Linked DNA regions of Homo sapiens: region 2 is linked to region 1. A link is a loop called in an ENCODE intact Hi-C map of the cell type or tissue named here. Cell type or tissue: breast epithelium. All regions are shown on one strand. Each heading gives the region's core, and the rest is flanking DNA. Links, peaks and the distances in the headings are about the cores only. Region 1 overlaps PIBF1 (progesterone immunomodulatory binding factor 1). Region 2 has its middle 180 kb from the start of KLF5.

What was found. A loop is a pair of places that touch in the nucleus more often than their neighbours do. Peaks named below come from ENCODE experiments on the same cell type or tissue, not always from the same donor. Only the 100,000 strongest peaks of a DNase experiment are listed, where the experiment ranks them.
Region 2: it touches region 1 in a loop (7-fold over the local background); 1 of 110 quality-filtered maps calls a loop at or near these places.

Annotation. Positions count from the first base shown.
Region 1 is chr13:72,805,118-72,812,407 of GRCh38, forward strand. The region is part of intron 5 of PIBF1 (progesterone immunomodulatory binding factor 1); the gene reads left to right. Among named protein-coding and RNA genes, the nearest start is that of PIBF1, 27 kb to the left of the region's middle. In breast epithelium, for the core only: a CTCF peak has its summit at 4,050; no DNase peak of the experiment used is centred there.
Region 2 is chr13:73,232,480-73,239,625 of GRCh38, forward strand. No RefSeq gene overlaps it. Among named protein-coding and RNA genes, the nearest start is that of KLF5, 180 kb to the left of the region's middle. In breast epithelium, for the core only: no CTCF peak of the experiment used is centred there; a DNase peak (open chromatin) is centred at 3,062; H3K27ac peaks cover 285 bases.

The sequences.
Region 1 (7,290 bases), core at 1,233-6,232:
CACCCACCACCACACTCAGCTAATTTTTGTTTGTTTGTTTTTTGAGATGGAGTCTCGCTTTGTCGCCCAGGCTGGCATGCAGTGGCACGATCTCGGTTCACTGCAAGCTCCGCCTTCTGGGTTTACGCCATTCTCCTGCCTCAACCTCCCGAGTAGCTGGGACTACAGGCACACGCCACGACGCCTGGCTAATTTTTTGTATTTTTAGTAGAGACGGGGTTTCACCATGTTAGCCAGGATGGTCTCGATCTCCTGACCTCGTCATCCGCCCGCCTTGACCTCCCAAAGTGTTGGGATTACAGGTATGAGCCACCACACCTGGCCTGAAGTTACTAACTTTTAATAAGACATGATCCAAATTTTTCATATGACATTATTCAAAAGATCTTCATAAAGTGATTCAACAAATATTTTATTCTTCAACTCATACTTATTTAAGGTTGGATATTTTAAGATAAACAACATTAGTCTTATTAATGACTTTATGTAATTTTAAAGTTGGATACAATATAAGCTTTGGGGAAAAAAACATGACTAGATGGTATTCACCCAAGAATTTTAAGGGACTTAAAGGATGAACCTGAAACTGCAGCACATGTATAATATTGCTATCAAACAGAGCACTTGAAGTAGGTGTAATTGCTTGAAAGCTGGTAAATTGCCTGCCTGAGTCTAGAAACTAAAGACCTCCACACTTAAAACTGATAAAGCACTCTTTTATGCTTACTGAGCTTGTGTAATGCATGAAGATTAGGATCAGTGAATACTTAGGCAAGTTAAATACTTCCCCTTATGGGGGAAGGTCAACAGAGTGGTACAAATGGACAAATTATATTTCACATATATATAAAGAGAAAATAGAGAACAAATTATATAGACTTTCAAAAAGCCATTGACAGGTTTTAAATTCTAGCTTTTAAAAATTGGCAGGCTTTTAAAAAATTACAGTGAATAACATAACATTAAATTTAAGACTTTATTTTCATGTATACAATTCAGTAAAGAATACTCACATTGTGCAACAGATCTCTAGTACTTTTGTATGTTGCAACACTGAAAACTACCCACTAGACACTGATTCTCCCTCTCCCCTCCCCCAGTCATTGGTAACCATTTTTTAACTTTGTTTCTATGATTTTGATTAGTTTAGATTCGTCATATGAGTAGAGTCCTACAGTATTTGCCCCTTTGTGATTGGTTTCAATTAGCATAATGCCCTCAGGGTTTATCCATGTTGTAGCATGTGACAGAATTTTCTTTTTTTTTTTTATTGTACTTTAAGTTCTGGGGTACATAGGCACAACGTGCAGGTAGTGTTACGTAGGTATACTCCTGCCATGGTGGTTTGCTGCACCCATCAACCCGTATCTACATTAGGTATTTCACCTAATGCTATCCCTCCCCTAGTCCCCCACCCCCTGATAGGCCCCAGTGTGTGATGTTCCTCTCCCTGGTCCAAGTGTTCTCATTGTTCACCTCCCACTTATGAGTGAAAACATGTGGTGTTTGGTTTTCTGTCCTTGTGATGGTTTGCGGAGAATGATGGTTTCCAGTTTCATCCATGTCCCTGCAAAGGACATTAACTCTTCCTTTTTTATGGCTGCATAGTATTCCATGGTGTATATGTGCCACAGTATCTAGTCTATCATTGATGGGCATTTGGGTTGGTTCCAAGTCTTTGCTATTGTGAACAGTGCCACAATAAACATGTGTGCATGTTTTTATAGTAGCATGATTTATAATCCTTTGGGTATATACCCAGTAATGGAATTGCTGGGTCAGATGGTATTTCTAGTTCTAGATCCTTGAGGAATCACCACACTGTCTTCCACAATTGTCTTTCACAGTCAGGTTGAACTAATTTACGCTTTTTTTTTTTTCTATTTTAAGGTTACATAATATTCCATTGTGTGTATATACCACATTTGCTTTATCCATTCATCTATAAATAGATACCTGAATTGCTTCTACCTCTTGGGAGAAATGGGCAGACTTTGTAAGAAGTGTTATCATGAATTCTCAGGAAATTGTTTTCTCTTTAGTAGGTGAAGGATAAGAGCCAAAAAAAAAAAAGGAATAAAAAGAACTAAATGAAAAACAAAAATAGAAGTATTCTTCAGATACAACTGTTAAATCCAATCTTATTCATTATTTAACATTTTAATACATTTATTGGGCTGGGCACAGTGGCTCTCGCCTGTAATCTCAGCACTTTGAGAGGTCGAGGTGGGCAGATCACCTGATGTCAAGAGTTTGAGACCAGCCTGGTTAATATGGCAAAACTCCGTCTCTATTAAAAATACATAAATTAGTCAGGTGTGGTGGCAAACACATGTAGTCCCAGCTACTCAGGAGGCTGAGGCAGGAGAATCGCTTGAACCTGAGAGGTGGAGGTTGTAGTGAGCCAAGATTGTGCCACTGCACTCCAACCTGGGCAACAGAGCAAGAGTTTGTCTCAAAAAAAAAAATTTAATACATTTATTGATGAGGAAGCACAAAGTATAATCTCAAGTTTGTAGACAGTAAAGTTTTTCTGAGCAGTGGAACACCAAACTAGTAGGGCAGATTGGAGGAAGGTCTCAAAAGGTAAGTGGACTGATTATAAATGAATGTGTTTTCTTTTTAATAACTATCAATCAGCTTATATTCCCAAAATTAGCATGTTCAAAATTGATCACCTGCCCCAGAGTGTAATTTTTTGCCATTTTATTATAGAAATTTTCAAACGTAACTTGAATTTCACAATGACACCAGTATATTTATCAGTAAATTTCTGCCATTAACATTTTTATTGTATTTGTCTTATCAAATACCTCTCCATCTATCCATCTGCCAGTCACATTTAATTTTATGGGAAAATGCTGAACTTTTTTTTCCATTTGTCAGTAATTTCTTCCTTTTCATTACTGAGTGGTATTACATTGAATGGCTCTAGTTATTTACCATTTAATGGGCATTTGAGTTATTTCCGATTCAGAGACTTTACAAACAAAGCTCTGAGAACATTTGAGTATGGTTTTTTGTGTGGACATGTTTTTTCTCTTGAGTAAGTACTTAAGTGTGGAATTTTTTACTTCTAGAATTTCAGTTTGGTTATTTATTATAGCTTTTATTTCTCTATTTGTTTACTTATTATGAACATATTTTCCTTTACACCACTGAGAATTGTTAAAATAGGAGCTTTAAAATTCTTGTCTGCTAATTCCAAACACTGGGTCACCTTGGAGTTGATCTCTGTTGATTGTCTTTTCTTTTAGAAATGGGTCACATGTTCCTCTTTCTTCAGATGTCAAGTAACTTAAAATTGTTTAGACCATCGAGTAAGTGTAGATGAGAACATTGTGAGTATTATGTTGTTGAGACTCTGCATTTTATGTACCTCTAAACGGTGGTGATGTTCTTGTTTTAGCAGGAAATTACTTGGTTGTACTCAAACAGCATACTCTGTCTATTGGGCAGGTGTTCAAATTTCAGTTCAATTTTTTTTGGTATTATTGGGGCTGCTCAGAGTCTGTCCTACACATATGTTGTTTAGAGGGTAGCCAGATACTTAAGCAGAAATTACCCAGAGAATTCAGTTTCCCCTCTCTGGCTATCTCTGAAATTTCCTCCTCATTTAGAGCAGCTGCAGTTCCCATAAATACCAAAGATTTTCTCATGCACCTTGATCCATCCAACCTGGCACAGAATGGGACTGGCCTCAGGCTAAGGGCTACTAAACAAAAACAAAAAATACCAGGAAACTCACCTAAATGCTGAAAATGATAGCAATAATGACAACTCCATAGTGGTTTACTAAGAGAAACTAAGGTATTTGTTAGGCATATCTCTGAGTTTTGAGACCAGCAATTAAGAAAACAAATTTTCCATTTTACTTAAAAAGTTTATTCTCTACAGAGAGTTCATGAATCTGGAGAAAATAAAATTACTCTCAGTCTTTCCGTTTTACTTTATGGATCTTTCTTATCCAAAATGGTCTTAATTTTTTTCACCACTTGGGGGCAGTATATGTCCCTTTTTTTTTTTTTTTTTTTTTTTAATTAAACCTGTTGGGGGCTATTTGGAAAATGTGATTATTTTTGAGCTAGAGACCCAAAGCTTTACATTTAGTTACCTTATTTTCATTTATATTCATTATTTCATATAAAATGCCTGCAATCAATCACATAGTATCTTTTTCTAGTAAAATTTAATATATTTAGAACTTGGAGAATGGAGTATCAAAACAAAAATTTGTGTTCCATAATATGTATTCAGAGATGTCTCAGTTATTGCACTAATTTCATAATTATGCCTACCAGAAATATTGAGAATTTTTAATTCTGTTAAAACCAAAAACATTCAGGGTTTTAAATTCTGTTAAAGCCACATGAAATCATTAAAGCCACACAATTACACAGTTAATTTGACTCTGCTTTTGTTTGTATGAGATTAAAACTGTTTAAGAAATTTAATAGAAGGTTTTTTTTTGGTTTTTTTTTTTTTTTTTTTGGAGATGGAGTTTTGCTCTTGCCCAGGCTGGAGTGCAATGGCATGATTTTGGCTCACTGCAACCTCTGCCTCCTGGGTTCAAGCAATTCTCCTGCCTCAGCCTCCCGAGTAGCCGGGAGTACAGGCATGCGCCACCATGCCTGGCTAATTTTTGTATTTTTAGTAGAGAGGGGTTTCACCATGTTGATCAGGCTGGTCTCGAACTCCTGACCTCAAGCGATCTGCCTGCCCTGGCCTCTCTAAGTGCTGGAATTACAGGCATGAGCCACTGCGCTTGGCCAGAATGTGATTCTTGACCTTTAAAAGGAAATTACTCTTTCTGAAGTGGCAGTTTTAGTGGATTTCTGGGATTTCCTTTTGTAATTTTTTCCAGATCTTTAGTTATTTGCAAATAACATCTAGATACTATTATAACACTGGAAAATAGGGCTCATCTTTTACTTCAAGTCCGGAGTTTATTTAAAAGTGTCAGTAATGTAGTCTAATTCTGGCTTATTTTGAGTTACATTATGTATATGATCTTGTGTATGGTACTTTATGTTTATAAAAGTGCTTATAGATAACTTTATTTCCTATTTATGAATTTTCTCTATTAGCAGGTCAAAATTTTGGTTGATCACATGCAACTCAGCTATATGTTGCTGTTTTGCTATTATAGAGTTAGTTCAGCATGCTTTTTCATATCAAAAGGATGTGATGTTAGAGATACAGTGTAAGGCATTAGTGAATCTGCACTTAATAAAACTATTAAATTTCATGAGGAAATGGTGAAATATTTTTCTCTTATGAGAACTTTGGTAACTAGGAAGCAAGAAGAATTTTGTCAAGAGTACTTCCTTGTTTAGAAACATAGTTACATTCTTTAAAAAATTCTGCAAGATTATCTTGAGGTTCATCTTAAGTATTCATATGTAAGTAATTCAGTTAATTTTATTTGTATGAAAATGAGTTATTTCATTGATGAAACATATTTGTTTATTAAAGTTTTTATATTTTAGGGAGTGTTAACTGTTTTCTGAGATTTCTTTTTATCTTATCCAAGTGATGAGCTTAAAGTTTCTTTGTAAGGTACATATTTATGATGATACCCATCAGTTATAATTATCCTAGAATGCTTAACAAATTAGTAAACAGTGATAGATTTGCCTCTTTATATTAAATTTAAAATGTATAAGCATTGCTTAAAATTTAGATTCATAGCCACCTGCATGGGTTCTATTTTGGTCTGAGGTGGAACTAAGAACCTCAATTTTTTTTTTTTTTTTTGAGACGGAGTCTCGTTCTGTTGCCCAGGCTGGAGTGCCTTGGCACAATATAGGCTTACTGCAAGCTCCGCCCCCCAGGTTCACACCATTCTCCTGCCTCAGCCTCCCGAGTAGCTGGGACTACAGGTGCACGCTGCCACTCCCGGCTAATTTTTTGTATATCTTTTTAGTAGAGACAGGGTTTCACTGTGTTAGCCAGGATGGTCTTGATCTCCTGACCTCGTGATCTGCCCACCTTGGCTTCCCAAAGTGCTGGGATTATAGGCGTGAGCCACCGCACCCAGCCAGAACCTCAATTTTTAATAAACAACCCAAGATTCTAATGTGGCGGGTTCATGGACACTGACCACAAATCATTTTTTAAGCTATTTTTGTTAACTTATTAATTGAGATTTAAAAATAACTTTGAATTTTTAATTACATTTCCTGATTTGAAATTTATATATTGGCTGGGCACCATGACTCACTGCTATAATACCAGCACTCTGGGAGCCCAATGTGGATGGATCACCTGAGGTCAGGAGTTCAAGACCTGAACATCGGGAAACCCCATCTCTACTAAAAATACAAAAATCAGCTGGGTGTGGTGGTAGGCACCTGTAATCCCAGCTACTTGGGAGGCTGAGGCAGGAGAATCACTTGAACCCAGGAGGTGGAGGTTGCAGTGAGCGGAGATCGCGCCGTTGCTCTCTAGCCTGGGTGACAGAACAAAACTCCGTCTCAAAAAAAAAAAAAAGAGAGAGAAATGTATATATTAATGCCATTTCTTGCCGCCAATATAAAGTTAATATGTTTTAATATATTTAACATATTCAAGAATATAATTGAAGTCATACACTATTACGTTACAACTTGGACTTACTAAAATCCCTCTCTTGCCTATACCTCTAAAACCTCTAAAAAATTGCTCCTTCACAAACCTGTTAAGTTTTTACAAATAATACAAATGGCTTACGATAAAAGTGCATGAGGGAAAAAAAATTCATGGGAAAGCTAAAATGAATGCAATTTTAAGTACGACATAATTGGGAAGAAGTTTCATTTAGCTGATTGTTTTATACATGCTGTATGAAGAGACATAATCTTTTAAAGAGTCATAAGACTTTTTTTTCCCTTTGCTACTGTGTGTATAATCTTTAGTAAATCTAGGAACTTGTAAATTTTAGGGGCAAGTTTTGAGGGGCTTATTGGGTTTTGAGATGAAATTTTGAACCCAGTGGCCAAAAGGATGTATCACTACATGATGGCACGGGAAAACTCAGGAGGGACCTTACCAAATACTTTGGTTTAAATCCAGAGATACCATGATAACTTCGTTCTCTTGATCTGCATAGTGTTTCTAAGCCAGATTCCACAGATATGTTTTGGAGTATCTAAGAGTTCTTTTTGATAATTTTTAACTTTATGATTTAATTTTTTTAATGACCTCAGAAATTAACAGATGCATATGATGGTTCATCTGAATGAATAATTTATAATAGAGTACTATCACTATGATGTCATTGCCCATGTTTGCATTTAATTTTGTCATGGC
Region 2 (7,146 bases), core at 1-5,000, 430 kb after region 1:
CCCTCCCTCCCTCCCTCCCTCTCTCTCTCTTTCTCCCTTTCTCCCTTTCTTTCTTTCTTTCTTTGACAGAGTTGACAGAGTCTCACTCTGTCATCTAGGCAGAAGTGCAGTGGTGCAATCATAGCTCACTGTAGCCTTAAACTCCCTGGTTCAAGCATCCTCCTGCCTTAGCCTTCCCACCTGTAGGACTACAGGTGCACACCACCACATCTGGCAAATTAAATTTTTTTTTTTGTAGAGATGGAGTCTTGCTGTGTTGCCCAGCTTGGTCTCAAATTTCTGAGCCCAAGCGATCCTCCTGCTTCAGCCTCCCAAAGTGCTGGGATTACAGGTGTGAGCCACTGTGTCAGCCCAGATATTGTATTTCTATTAATGGAATGTAGAATTCTCAGTATTTTAGGGTGTCAGGGACTATATATAAAACTATATATTTTTTATATATTTTAGGGTGTCAGGGACTATATATAAAACTATATATTTTATACTTATATACTTCCATTAAACATACCATTGATGAAATCCCTAAATTTTTTTTCACATTTGCTTTTGCTATGCCTTGTTACCGCCGTACTACATTTCTTCAGGTGGGTGTTTTGGATGCAAACACAGACCTTAACATTTGTTTCAGTGAAATAACATTTTATTCAATTCAAAACGTTGCTCCAGGTGCTTAAGATTTTTTTTGAGATTGATTTTTGCCACCCACCATACTTACTATTACTTCTAGCTTCATTGCGTCAAGTAATATGAAAACCTGTCCTCTGTATCTTCTTCTTTTTTTGAGAGACAGTCTCGTTCTGTTGCCCAGGCTGGAGTGCAATGGTGCGATCTCAGCTCACTGCAACCTCTGACTCCTGGGTTCAAGCAATTCTCGTGCCTCAGCCTCCCGAGTAGCTGAGATTGCAGGCACCCGCCACCACACCTGGCTAATTTTTTGTATTTTTTTCAGTAGAGACAGGGTTTTGCCTCATTGCCCAGGCTGGTTTTGAACTCCTGAGCTCAGGCAATCCACCTGCCTTGGCCTCCCAAAGTGCTAGGATTACTAGCGTGAGCCACTGCGCCCGGCTATATATTTTCTATTTTATTTTATTTATTTATTTATTTTTAGATGTAGTTTCACTCTTGTTGCTGAGGCTGGAGTGCAGTGGCACAATCTCAGCTCACTGCAACCTCCACCTTCTAGGTTCAAGCGATTCTCTTGCCTCAGCCTCCCAAGTAGCTGGGATTACAGGTGCCCACCACCATGCCTGGCTAATTTTTTTATTCTTAGTAGAGACAGGGTTTTGCAATGTTGGCCAGGCTGGTCTTGAACTCCTAACTTCAGGTGATCCACCTGCCTTGGCCTCCCAAAGTGCCTGAGATTACGAGTGTGAGCTACCATGCCTGGCCAAAACCTGTCCTCTGTATCTTCTAACAGTGCAACTAACAAACTGTTGACATTGATCCATCAGAAGGAGACAACTCTCCAGCATCGGCTTAGACTATCTGTTCTTCTTTTGCCATTCAGATCCTTGTTCATCATGTTTTCCCTTCAGAAATTTTCCCATATTTGAATGTTTTCAAAGTCTACCTGTTTTTCAAGGTCTAATTCAAAGCCCATCTCCTCCATGAAGTCTGCTCTGATCCATTGTGATTTTCCCGTCTCGGAAATTCCTAGGCATATTTGGATTCTTCACTCCTAACCTCCCACATCCTTTCTGTGAATGTAAACTCCACCTTCACTTCCAGTCTCATGAAGACAAGAACAATATTATTTATTAGCCTCTAGCCTCTGGCTGTCACAGTACCAGGCTGAGGGTAGTGTTTAATTGTTACTTGTTTGGATTGATTAGGCCAGTAGTTCTCAACAGGAGATGGTTTTGCCCACCTCCTCCTCCCTTTCCAGGGAATGTTTGGCTATGTCTGGAGACATTTTTTTATTGTCCTACTGAAAGGGTGCTACTGGCATCTATCTAGTGGGTAGAAGCCAAGGATTCTGCTAAACATCCTAAAGTACACCGGATGATCCCCACCCTAAAAAATCATCCAGAATGTCAATAATGATGATGTTGGGTAACTCTGTATTAGACAATTCAGGCGTGTTTTGATTGGCTTTTTAAAAGACTACTCCATCTTTCCGTTAAGAACTACATTTTGGTGACAGATAACATGTCTGCCGACCCTTCCTGGAAGGAATGCTGCCTCCACATAGTCACCTCTGTGGTTCAAGCCAGGGCAGTCAGTTTGTCTTGGTTAGGTTACTGAAAGAAGATGATTATGGGTGAGTTAGCAGGTATGGGCATAATAAAAGTGATTCCACAAGCTACAACTAAAAATTAGTTTTATTAGTTTCTGGCTATGCTCTCTATAAATGTCTAGGTTTGGGCTTCATTTTATTTGTATGTTAGAATGAGATAGTAAGAACTTTCCTCTAGCTATTTTATGAGGATATTTTGAAGAAAAAGGACATAATTTAGGTGAAAAGTTTTGAATTCTCTGGGTAGGAAAATGACCATTAAAGCATTACAATGATAATTATTAGTGGATATCTGGGGTACATGGGAACAAAGTACTTTATATAAGGTGCTTTATACTGCAAAGAAAAGACGCAATTAAAGCAAACATGTTGTTCTGGTTCTAACTTATATTTCTGTGGCCAGGCTTGATCTCCTAAACTATATATATATGTCTTCCCACCACCACCTGAGGAGACCCTACCGGAAACCATCTTCCTGACCCATGGGCTGTGGCCAGGTCCAAGAGAGTGGATGAGAAACAATAAGAAAATGTTTGCTGATCTTAGGATGTATGAGTGCTTTTATTATTATTTAAAATGGAAACTTTATGGGATTCAGAAAGCCATCCCTTGATAAACTTGGCTCCTTTCCATGGTTTTATTTTTGTTTTTATTTTGTTGCATAGCTCTGAAGGAGTTTTCAACACATACAAGGAGTTAAAAGACTTCTAAGCAGCGACGGTGCGGCCGGTCACAAGCATGCGTCCCTTTGGCAGGCAATCGCTCGTCTCCACGACGCCGGCCCGCCTCACCTACTATTTGTCTGTGTCTCTGTGGCTGTTGTGTGGCTGGCATCTACCCCCATGCTGGCGTGCCAAAGGAGTGAATGAACAATGGGATACCCTGGCACTGGCGGGTGTTTTAATAACTGTGGAAAATGAGGAATTTACAGATGCATGATTCAAGCTCCCACTTCAAAGTTCCTCCACCAAAATCCTCCTGAAATGAGAAGCAATACTACTGAACATAATGCAACCTTTTGCATGGCTGCCCAACATGACTATAAATCTGTGTGTGCAGTGTTTGGGAAAGTTACATGGCTGGGAAACCGATGCCCTGCTTTCATCTGGAATTTATGTGCAGTGTTCAGTAGGTAGGTGCTGTCTGGGAAATATGAGGGATATAATAGGAAGCAATTTGCTTTTCACTGGCAGTCAAGACTCAAGGCAGGCCTGGGCTCATTGAACAGGGGTTTAACCAGCAACGCTGCATGGCTAGATCCTCTTGGGCCTGAACTGCCTTCACTCTGAATGGAGAACATTCTCTCCCCGCTGGTCTGAGACTGTACTGGCAAGGAGGAGAAATAAGTCCTTTGTGTCCCACTCTTTCTTCATATTCTCTGCCTTCTCGTCTGCTCCTCAGTAGATATCCCAAGTCTTATGATGCTTTCAGTGGATGCCATGTCTCCTGCAGAGGCTCCTCATTCAAGCCTGTCCTGCTCCAGATCGATTATTTTTCTTTTTGTTAATAATTACTGACATTCATGTAATGCATAGTGGGTTCTACACTGTGCAAGTACTCATTAAACCTTACCTCACCTTGAGAGGTAGATTTTTTGTTTAGAGATGGGGTCTTGCTATGTTGTCCAGGCTGAGCTCAAACTCTTGGGCTCGAACAATCCTGCCGCCTCTGTCTCCTATAGTTGTTGGGTCTATGGGTGTGTGGGCTACTCCACCTGGCTGAGAGGTAAATCTGTTTTATTCCTAATTTTTATTTTTTTTGAGACAGGCTCTCACTCTGTCACTCAGGCTGGAATGCAGTGGTGCAATCTTGGCTCATTGCAACCTCTGCCTCCTGGGTTCAAGCGATTCTCCCATCTCAACCTCCCGAGTAGCTGGAAATACAGGCGCATGCCACCATGCCCAGCTAATTTTTGTATTTTTTGTAGAGATGGGGTTTCACCATGTTGGCCAGGCTGGTCTCGAACTCCTGGCCTCAAGCGATCCACCCACCTCTGCCTCCCAAAGTGCTGGGATTACAGGCATGAGCCACCATGCCCAGCCTATTCCTAATTTTTACGTAAGAGAATAGTCTCAAAATGCATAAGTAACTTGCCCATGGTCACACAACTAGAATGAGAAGTAGAAATTTGAACCCAGGTCCGACGCCCAAACTCATTACACCATATGATATTCTTCCCACCTCTCACCTTAAAACTCAATGATGGTATTTCCCATTCTTTCAGATTAGCAGCAACGAAACTATTTACCTTGTACATATTTCACAAATAGCATTTACATTTTAGCTGGGTCTTCTTGGACATGGTGCCTCAATAGAAAGTCCTGATTGTTATTGTTAGATTTTCCCACACTGTGGCAAATGTTGACGAGAGGGTGGCACCTTCTGATTGCCTATGAAAAATGCCACCCAGATGGGGAGGCCTGTGGTTTGCTGGCCTGCTTCGTCCAGTCCGTGACAGAGTGGTGTAGCTATTACTACCAGACAGGATAAATCCTGGACAGTGCTCTCTGGGCACTGTTGACATTTGCCTCGATGATTCTTCTTTCTTCCCTTTAAGACGGACCAGTGTCTTATTCTATGTCTCCTTCTGATATGCTAAAAACCTTCAATCCAGGCCGAGGTCAAGTGCTTTCTAAAAACTTCCTTTGTAAGGTTCCTCTCTTAGGCAGATACTACATATGAAATAATAACTACCAGCAGTAGCCAAAAGACCCTGTGCTATATTATTTTTATCATCTCTTCCTCACTATAAAATATTTGAGAAATGTAATTTTACTTTTGAGGCATTTAAATGAGGAAACTGACATAATTTAAGTGATTTTTCTAAAGCCACACTGCTTAGCAAATCTGGACCTTAAACTGACGAAGCCATCAAGGCAATGTTAGGAGTCTAGTTATGGCTGATGTGGCATACAATTCATCACATTTTTACCAGCTCCGTAATTAGAAACTGGGTGGTTATGCGTGGTTTACTGTGGTAGAGATTGATGATGGTTCAGTTAAGGATCAAAGAAAAATCATTTCCCAGTTCTCTATCCATTCATATTGTTGTGGTTTTTTTTTTTTTTTTCAAATCTTCCTAATTTTCCTTTTTTTTTTTTTCTTCTTTCCCGGAGTGAGTGCAAGCCAAGAAACCTTTGGAGTGTGACTTTGGGGCCAGGCAGTGTTTCGGTGCCACATAATGATATAGTAGTGCATCATCAGTTGCTAGATCTGGGTCTCCTTGGGTGATGGAGTGTTCTTCCTGGAAGCCTAGGGCAGGGGAAGGAGCCCGGGGTCATGAACAAACCTGTTGGTGTTCTATCAAATTAGTACAAAACTTTTAAAAGTTCTTTTATTTTTTCCTTTCTTCCTATATATTGAAAATATTTTAAGGATATGTATTTCTTTTCAAGTTTTTGCTTTGATTACAACGTTTTTATTCTTCTTCAGTTCTAAGTATTTTAGAAATTTCCATATGGGTTTGCTGCATCTCATGAATTATTTGGGAGTATGTTCCTGAATTTCCAATTGCATAGACTTTTTTTTTTTTTTTTTTTTTTGAGACAGAGTCTCACTCTGTAGCCCAAGCTAGGGTGCAGTGGCGAAATCTCCCTGAAACCTCTGCCTCTGGGGCTCACGCCATTCTCCTGCCTCAGCCTCCCAAGTAGCTGGGACTACAGGCGCCCACCACCACACCCGGCTAATTTTTTGTATTTTAGTAGAGACGGGGTTTCACCATGTTGCCCAGGGTGGTCTGGAATTCCTGAGCTCAGGCAATCCGTCCGCCTTAGCCTCCCAAAGTGCTGGGATTACAGGCATGAGTCACCGCGCCCGGCCTAGATTTTTAACTTATTTATTTTTATGTTTAATGTCTAACTTGATTACAGTGTGATCTGAGAGCATGGCCCCTCTGTACTGATTCCCTGAAATATGTTAAAACTGGCTTTAGGACATAGTTTTTTGGTTCATTTTTGTAAAATTCTCATGTGTATTTCAGAAAAATATTTATTCTCTAATGGTTTGGTTCAGGGTTCTATGTTTGTCTATAATTTAAGCTCACTGATTTTGTCATTGAAATCTATTTCTTTTTCTTTCTTTTTTTTTTGAGACAGAGCCTTTCTTTTTTGCCCAGGCTGGAGTGGCACGATCATGGCTCACCGCAGGCCCAACCTCCCTGGCTCAGGGGATCTTTCCACCTCAGCCTCCTGAGTAGCTGGGACTACAGGCACATGCCACCATGCCTGGCTAATTTTTGTATTTTTTTATAGATGCAAGGTTTCACCATGTTGCTCTGGCTAGTCTCAAACTCTTCCTCAGCCTCCTAAACTGCTAGGATTACAGGCATGAGCCACCACACCCAGCCAAAATCTATTTCTTTTTAAATTTTTGTCTGCTTAATTTGTCAATAAAGGAGACAGGTATGTTGAAAGCTCTTACTATATGATGATGAATATGTCAAATTTTGCAGTTTATTAATTTTTGCTTTATAAATTTCCAAGTTATATTAGATGTGCACAAATACAGAATTATAACATACTGGTAAATTTAATGTTTAAAAAAGTATTATGTAGTAGAGACTCTCTATCTTCAATAATGCTTTCTGCTTTAAAGTCTATTTTGTCAAGTTAATTTTATGCCCCTAGTTTTTTTTTTTTTTTTACTTTTCTTTTGGTTAGTATTTGTCTACATAGTTTTTACTTTTGACCATTCTTATGGATATTTTATAAATGTGTCTCTTGTGAAGAATGCATATCTTTAAAAGAAACAAATAAACAATCAGACAATCTTTGTCTTTCAATTGGACATTTCAGATTTTTTACATTTAGTGTGATTTGGGAGTGTATTTTGAATTGTTTCTTACAATTTGTCTTGTTTTTCAAATTCTATTCTGTTCTTTTAGGAATAATATTGGAAATTTTTCTTTCGTT